Linked DNA regions of Homo sapiens: region 1 is linked to region 2. Evidence: chromatin contacts called from ENCODE Hi-C or POLR2A ChIA-PET data. All regions are on one chromosome and are shown on one strand. The core of a region is the stretch at or near the end of the contact, and the rest is flanking DNA. Distances in the headings are between cores, read along the strand shown.

What was found. Hi-C counts contacts between places; a loop is a spot of excess contacts on that map. ChIA-PET counts read pairs that join two places held with the same protein, here RNA polymerase II (POLR2A). Pooled maps may share reads with other maps.
Region 1: a loop to region 2 is called in a map of CD14-positive monocyte, with 4 times the contacts of the local background. The contact joins two enhancer-like sites. A Hi-C loop is called at or near these places in 1 of 168 maps with a recorded cell type or tissue (CD14-positive monocyte) and 3 of 50 pooled maps. POLR2A ChIA-PET finds 5 or more read pairs at or near these places in 4 of 52 experiments (BJ, H1 and WTC11).

The regions. Positions count from the first base shown.
Region 1 is chr9:112,354,032-112,358,310 of GRCh38, reverse strand. It overlaps a transcript of PTBP3 not described here. Among named protein-coding and RNA genes, the nearest start is that of PTBP3, 23 kb to the right of the region's middle. Within about 2 kb of position 2,595, at least 5 of the 41 ENCODE cell types and tissues checked have a DNase peak (open chromatin) inside an H3K27ac peak, as active enhancers do.
Region 2 is chr9:112,297,630-112,301,881 of GRCh38, reverse strand. It overlaps PTBP3 (polypyrimidine tract binding protein 3), which reads left to right. Exons shown (of 14, transcript NM_001163788.4): 2 at 3,966-4,050. The coding sequence starts at 4,017. Among named protein-coding and RNA genes, the nearest start is that of PTBP3, 34 kb to the left of the region's middle. Within about 2 kb of position 2,186, at least 2 of the 41 ENCODE cell types and tissues checked have a DNase peak (open chromatin) inside an H3K27ac peak, as active enhancers do.

The DNA.
Region 1 (4,279 bases), core at 1,346-3,845, 56 kb before region 2:
TTTGAGACAGAGTCTCACTGTCTCCCAGGTTAGAGGACAGTGGCATGGTATCTACTCACTGCAACCTCTGCCTCCCACGTTCAAGCAATTCTCCTGCCTCAGCCTCCTGGGTAGTTGGGATTAAAGGCACCTGCCACCACGCCCAGCTAATTTTTTATTTTTTTTAGTAGAGACAGGGTATCATCACGTTGGCCAGCCTGGTCTTGAACTCCCGACCTCAGATGATCCACCTGCCTTGGCCTTCTAAAATGCTGGGATTACAGGCATGAGCCACCGCGCCTGGCCAAATTTTTTTGTTTATTTTTGTAAAACATACCTAACATAAAATTTACCATTTTAACTATATTGAAGTGTACAGTTCAACGGCATTAAGTACATTTACATTGTTGTGCAACCATCACCCCATCTATCTCCAACTCTTCCAGTTTTGTCAACCAAAAATGTCTCTGGAAATTGCCAAATGTCCTCTGGAGGCAAAATTGCTCCAGTTGTTTACACCTTCTCCAAGGTGAATAAGAAGTCAAAAATGTCGATGTCATAAAAAAATAGAAAGAAAGTCTAAGAAGCTGCAATAAAGAAGAAATGACAATTCAACGCAACACATAATCCTGAACTGGTTCCTGTATAGAAAAAAAAAATTGCTATAAAGAACACTATTGGCAGGCTGGGTGCAGTGGTTCACACCTGTAATCCCAACACTTTGGGAAGCTGAGTCTAGCAGATTGCTTGAACCCAGGAGTTTAAGACCGGCCTGGGCAACATGATAAAACCCTGTCTCTATAAAAAATACAAAAATTAGTAAGCATGGCTGCCTGCGCGTAGTCTCAGCTATTCAGGAGGCTGAGGTAAGAGGATCAACTGAGCCCAGGAAGGTCGAGGCTGCAGTGAGCTGTGATTGCACCACTGCACACCAGCCTGGATGACAGAGCAAGACCCTGCTCAGAAAAAACAAACAAACAAAACAACAACAACAACAACACAAAAAGAACACTACTGGAAATTAACAAATTGGAATATGCAGTAGAGATTAAAGTATTGTATCAGTAATGAATTTCCTGATTTGACAACTCTGCTGGGTTATGCAAGAGAATTTCCACGTCTTAGTATGAAGTATTAAAAGGTAGAGGGAGGCCGGGTGCGGTGGCTCATGCCTGTAATCTCAACACTTTGGGAGGCTGAGGTGGGCGGATCACCTGAGATCAGGAGTTCGAGACCAGCCTGACCAACATGGTGAAACCCCGTCTCTACTAAAAATACAAAAAAATTAGCCGGGTGTGGTGGCGGGTGCCTATAATCCCAGTTACTCGGGAGACTGAGGCAGGAGAATCGCTTGAACCTGGGAGGTGGAGGTTGCAGTGAGTTGAGATCACGCCATTGCACTCCAGCCTGGGCAACAAGAGTGAAACTCTGTCTCAAAAAAAAAAAAAAAAAAAAAAGAGGGAAATGAATATACACCTGCTCTGAAATGAAATGGTTGGGGCCAAATTGTGTGTGTGTGTGTGTGTGTGTGTGTGCGCACACGCAATTGTCTCAAAAGCCTCTTGAGTCTTTCCCTTATATCTCTGACAATCCCACTGCTCCAAAGTACACTGTGGGTTTTCCTCAACTTGGAGCTAGATACCTGGAATTCTAGAAAACAATTCCCTCAGTAGACAATTGCTCCCTTATATGAGCACAAGCAGCGGAGTGACTACATGGATCAAGCTGTATTTCACCATTTTTTTTTTTTGCTCTGTTGCTTTATGTACCACACCAGCCCCACACAACTCTTCACCAAAGAGTTGTGGAATTATTGCATAAGAGAAAAAAATCTTAACTATATGACAACTGCTATGTCACACAGACTGCTAGTGGCTTACCCACTACTTCTTACCAACATTATTTTTAGAGGTGACAATATAACCAGCAAAAACACTGCACCTCCCAGCCACTTTTACAGCCAGGGATGGCCACATGACCAAATTACGGCTTATGAGACGTATGTGGAAGATGCTGGGAAGGACTTCTGGGAAAGCTGCTTTAAAGAGTTTCCAGTCCGGTACTGTGGCTCACACCTGTAATCTCAGTACTTTGGGACGCCGAGGCGGGTGGATCACCTGAGGTTAGGAGTTCTAGACTGGCCTGGTCGACATGGTGAAATCCTGTTTCTACTAAAAATACAAAAAATTAGCTTGGTGTGGTGGTGTGCGCCTGTAATCCCAGCTACTTGGGAGGCTGAGGCAGGAGAATCCATCTAAGAGAGAGAGAGAGAGAAAGGGAGGGAGGAAGAAAGGAAGAAGGAAAAGAAGAAGGAAAGAAGGAAGGAAAGAAAAGAAAGAGAAAGAAAGAAGGAAGGAAGGAGAAAGAGAAAGAGAAAGAAAGAAAGAAAAGAAAAGAAAGAAACTTTTATTTCCAGGTGGGGTGTGGTGGCTCCTGCCTGTATTCCCAGCACTTTGTGAGCCCAAGCCGGATAGATGGCTTGAGTCCAGGAGTTTGAGACTGCCTGGCCAACGCGAAACCCTGTCTCTACAAAAAAATACAAAAATTAGCCAGGCGCGGTGGCGCATGCCTGTAATCACAACTACTCAGGAGGCTGAGGATTGCTTGAACCCAGGAGGTCAAGCCTGCAGTGAGCTGTGATCACGCCACTGCACTCCAGCTTGGGCAACTCCCCAACACCCACCCTCCACAAAAAAAAAAAAAAAAAAAAGAAAAAGAGTTCTTAGCCATTTTGTAATCTTAAGAATGATGAAAGCCATATGCTTATGTAATGGAAACAAAAGAAGACGGGTCTTTGATGAACATGAAATGGAGTGTCATATCAGCCCTGAAACCACTACTTCTGAACTTCCTTTGCATGAGAAATACATTTGTATCTAGTTTATCTTGTTACTGAGTTTTCTGTTGTATGCAGCTGGACCTAACTCTTAAATGATACTCAGTCTGAAGATAAAATTATCACAAGAATATAAACCATCGCAAAGGCCTTGAGCACACCTGGATCCCTACTATTGCCCCTTGTCTTCACATCTGCATTTCTTTCTCAGAGCATTGATGTTGTTCAAATTTCCTTCTTCAACATTTCCTTTAATATCTCCCTCCTCCTTTCAGTAGATTCCAGGCCCCACTCACAGGGGTTGGTCTCATACCAGGATCCATCCTCTTTTCCCAAGCCAAGCATTTTCTCAGGTCTGAATTATTCATTTGATTTAAAATATGGCTCTAGCAAGAAAATCCACGGTGGGTGTGGGTAGTCCAAGTTCAGTTCCCTTGGAGATATTTCCACCTAATTCCTCCTGGTGCCCAGTAAATAACTATTATGTTAAACACACCCACATCTCCCAAAGACAGGCATTAATTCTGAGAAACGGTATTACACTGTGAGTACATGTACGTTTTCCACGCTGAGAAAGAGAAACATTTGACTCCTATAATCAATGTAACTTTACCCCTGCTCACTATCAAGATAGCATTTTATTTTGCAGAACAATGTCAGCTCTTTTTTATCTTCTAGTTTTCAGATTGTGCCTAACCAAGCATTTAAAAAAAATAAAAAGATGTTTGAAATTAGCTTAAAAATCAGGCCCCCAAATTGAGCTATCCATCTCTCTTTCTTGTTACTGCTTTGCTACACCAAGATCAAGCTTTGGAAATACCCCATGTATTTATTCTGTGCCAAATTAAATTTTTGTAGGTGTCATCCTCCTACTACCCTCTACTAAATTAAATTCTTGATTAAGGTCTCATACTCCCACTGCTCCAGAACAGAGGCAATATGAGGACTTATTATCCTCTGATACAAGTAATCCTCCACCCCCAGGGGGGTGGTATGGAGAGGAGGTTTGCTTTTCCAGTTACATAAATAACATATTCTTCACAGAGCAGCTTTCCAGGCTGTATTTTGTTGTTTTGTTTTGTTTTTCTGCTACTGACTTTTTGCTTGTTTGCCTGTTCAAGGCTGAACATTTGCCAGTGCCCTGTGGGATCATCTGCAGTGAAATATTTTTCAGAACCATATTGATACGGGAGAACAACAGCTTCACCCAGTTGTTTGGTAACCCAAGAGCTTTACCACTGACCTTGTGGGCTGTGGTTTGCTTTTTGCACAGGGCTATTATTTCCACTAAAGACAAATCAGGAAACATAAAACAGATATACCCTAACCAATCTATCTGGCTCCTTGTTGAACAGATATGTCAAAAGATTTAGAGGAGAGGTTTGAATTTGTAGCCAAAATGAAGGCTTTGTTGTAGTTGTAAAATAAAATGTATGGTTCCTATTAGTGATGTGGTCTCAGATA
Region 2 (4,252 bases), core at 937-3,436:
TTCAAACAATTAGAGATGCATGGCAAGTTATAAAGATAGTACAGAAAGGTCCTGTGTGCCCCTCACTAAGTTTCCTCCAGTGGTTACATCTTATATAATTATAGTACACCATCAAAACAGAAGCATTGGTATTGGGACAGTGCCTGTATATAGTTCTGTTTGATCTTATTGCATATGTAGATTCACATAACTACCATCACAGTCAAGATATAGAACTAATCCATCACCACAAAGATCTCCTTATGGTACCATTTATAATCACCTACCACCTCCACCCAACCATCTCTATCTCCTGGCAACCACTAATCTGTTTTCCATCTCTATAATTTTTGTCATTTTGAGAATACTGTAGGTGAAATCATAGAGCATATTATCTTTTGAGGTTGCTAAGTGTATGTTTAGTTTTTTTGTTTGTTTTTTTTTTTCTTTTTTTCAGAAAACACCAAACTACTTTCCAGAGTGTCTGTACCATTTTACATTGCTACCAGCAATGTATGAGAGATCTATTTTTTCCACATCCTGGTCTGCATTTGATATTGTAACTTTTTATTTTAGGTGTTCTGATAGTTAAGTGGTAGTATCATGGTCTTAATTTTTCCTTGAAGTGGCTTTTGATTTGCATTTCCTTAATGACTAATTAGGTTGAGCATCTTTTCATGTACTTACTGGCCTTCTTTGGAGAAATACCTTTTCAAATCCAATGGGTTGTCTTTTTTTATTGTTGATCTTAAGGGTTCTTAGGTGTTCTAGGTACCAGTTTCTTGTGAGATGTGTGACTTGTAAATACTTTCTTCCATTCTCCATGTTGTCTTTTTATTCTCTTGATGGTGTTCTTTGAAACACAAAAGTTTTTATATTTGACAAAGTTCAGTTTATTTATTTATTTATTTATTGCCATTCGTGCTTTTGGTTTTGATAATCCATTTTTTTTGTTTTTATTTTTATTTACTTAGAGATGGGGTCTCCCTATGTTGCCCACGTTGGTCTTGAACTCTTGACCTCAAGTGATCCTCCCTCCTTGGCCTCCCAAGTGCTGGGAATACAGGTGTGAGCCACTGTGCCCGGGTTTTTGTACCCCATATAAATGCAACAATATAGCGTGTATTCTTTGTGACTTTTTTTTTTTCTTTGAGACGGAGTCTCGCTTTGTCGCCCAGGCTGGAGTGCAGTGGCGTGATCTCGGCTCACTGCAATCTCTGCCTCCCGGGTTCACGCCATTCTCCTGCCTCAGCCTCCTGAGGAGCTGGGACTACAGGCGCCCGCCACCACGCCAGGCTGATTTTTTGTATTTTTAGTAGAGACGGGGTTTCACCATGTTAGCCAGGATGGTCTTGATCTCCTGACCTTGTGATCCGCCCGCCAAGCCCTCCCAAAGTGCTGGGATTACAGGCGTGAGCCACCACGCCCGGCCGTGACTGACGTTTTAGGTTTGTGAGATTTATCTGTGTTATGTGGAGCCGTAGTTCATTCTCATTGTTGTATAGTCATTGCATGCATTTACAAACATTTACTCAGTTATTCTGCAGTTGATGGCATTTAGTTGTTTCCAGTTTGACGAGTACAAATAATGCTGCTGAAGACAATCTTATATGTCTAGGTGCACACAAGCAGGCAATATCTTGGGGTTTATGCATCGGAGTAGACTATGTAAGGATCCTAGGATATTCATATATTTGACTTTAATAGATTGGATCAGACAGTTTTCCAAGTGGTACCAATTTACACTCTCACTAAATTATACTTAACTCCCATATAAGAGTTTTTGTCACCCCACATTATTACTAACATGATATTGTCCATCTTTTTAATTTTACAGTATTTCATTGTGGTTTTAACTTGCATTTCCCTGATGACCAATGAGGATGCGGTCAAATATCTTTAGTTTGATTGGATATGGTATTAGTCATTTATAAATTGTTTAAAAAAACATTTATTTCTTGTTCACTTACAATGGTGGTAGCTGTTATGGAGCTACACTTGTTATTCTGAGAATCAGGCTGAAAGAGTACCTCCTATTTGAGATATGCTCTTATTTCAGAGGGAAAGAGAAAAAACTGGCAGAAATGACTGATTTTTGAAGTTACTGTTTGGATTAAGTATAGGTCATGTCCATTCATGTTCCATTTGCCAAAGGATATTACAAAACTGTGTTGTCAATGGGGGGAGGGAGTTATACTCTTCCCACTGGAGGCATTGCAAGTCACATGGCCATGGATGGGGATGAATAATTCTTGTTCAGGAAAAGGAGAGGGTACAAATACTCTGGAACAGTGACATAGTCCACCACTTTGTGAGATGGCTGTTAAAGTCTCTTGTCATTTTTCTGTTATCTTGGGTTTTTCTTACTGATTTCTAGTGTTTTGTTTTTCCTTTTTTCTTTTTCTTAGTACGTGCTGGATATAAACCCTTTGTTGGTTTTACATATCGCAGATATCTTCTTATTCCATGACTTGTCTGTTTATTCTCCTAATGATGTCTTTTGTTAAATAAAATTGTTAATTTTAATGTTATCTAGGTTATCAGTATTTTTGCTTTATACTTGTGCTTTTTGTTATTCTTGAAAAAATACATTTCTGCAAATCTCGAAAGAGCTAAAGTGACCACCTTCAAGTGGTTTCTAACTTTATATTAACTTGATTTATAGGTAGAAACATACTGATGCTAACTCATATGTGTGGAAGATATATCTGTTAGTAATGCATTTAACCAAATTCCTCATATATAAAAATCATGTTGTGTATGTTTTAATTTTTACTATTAATACATTTAAAGCTGTGAAAATGTGTCTTTATCTGCAGGTAGCCAGCAAACCACAGTCTGTTAATTATCATATGTAGCCTGATAATATCTACATCTCAGATTTTATTAGGAAGACCTGTGCTTTAAGTGAGGCCTTAATCTTGATTTTTCTGGGAGTTGAGATTTTCAGTTTTCTTTTATCCTGCTTACTTAATTCCTTCTTCTTATTCCCAGATGTCTCTATAAACTTCCAGTGAAAGATCCAAAGGGAGTAATTTCTGGATGTTTAAATACAGGACTTGTTTAAATAATTGTATTTCTATTATATAGATATATTGGTGGTTTGTCTTTCTTCAGCAAAGGCTAAAGTTGTTCCCTACAGAAGTGGCACCTACACTTAAACATTAAATATGTGCTGTAGCACTATTGCTGTTCTAATATTTGTAGGATTGTTTGGGGATTAATTTTTATTATCCAGTGTATCAAAACACTTGTTCTTAAAAATTGGCCAAGGTAAACCAATAGTACTATTTAAAATAGGTTGGTTTTAACTTTGTACATAGTATTTATTGTCCTTCCTGAAAGTAATCTTTTAAATGTTGGTGGTAGATCTTACATTACAATGAAAAGACTTCTCTGAGTTACTTTTTAGTGTTGCCAGTTCAGATTTGGAAGTTGATCAAAACTCTTACCTGAAAAAAAGAGTAAATTACTTAAACAATTGTTTAAGAAATAGTCTGCATTAAAGATCATTTGGAGGATTAATGGATAAAAAGTTATTGATTATAAAGAATTTGGCCAGTATGGAAATGAAGTATATTTTCTACTTAAAAAAATACGTTGGTATTGAAAAGTCAGGATTCTTAGGGAGGACTGTACAAACTATTTGCATACAAATATATGCTACAAAAACAATGTCATAATGCAACCCCCTAAATATGGTTTGGCACTTTCAGATGTTATGTTTTGGAAACCTGCGTTTGGTTAGAAAGAATTTAAAGATTATGTCCCCATTTCTGTGGTGGCAGTTGTGTTTATATAGTTGTGGATTTGCAGTAATTTTTTCTTGCTATGCAGTTCATTTGATTTTGTGATTCTTGAGGAGTTCCCCCTTTAATGTCTTCATACAAAGATGAAGTAATATTATTAGCTTTTAATACTTTTAGTAAATATGGACCATTATCTAAAACTTGGTTTATTAACCAAACATTGGTTTTGCTTTTCAGCGGGGATCTGATGAGCTTCTTTCTTCTGGCATCATTAACGGACCTTTTACCATGAATAGTTCTACTCCTTCTACAGGTGTGTATGGTGAGTTTTTTTTTTTTTTTTAATATTTGATTTCTGTGGGTTTCAAATTGTTTTTTTACAATGCTCTTATTTTGCTTATATCATGTTGAAGTGCCACTGTTCATAACAAAAGCTAAAATTTGTTTCGGTAAAGTACTATATACTGTTTACATAGGTGAAATCACTAGTTATACCTCTCAAATTTTAAGGATTCATTTGGATC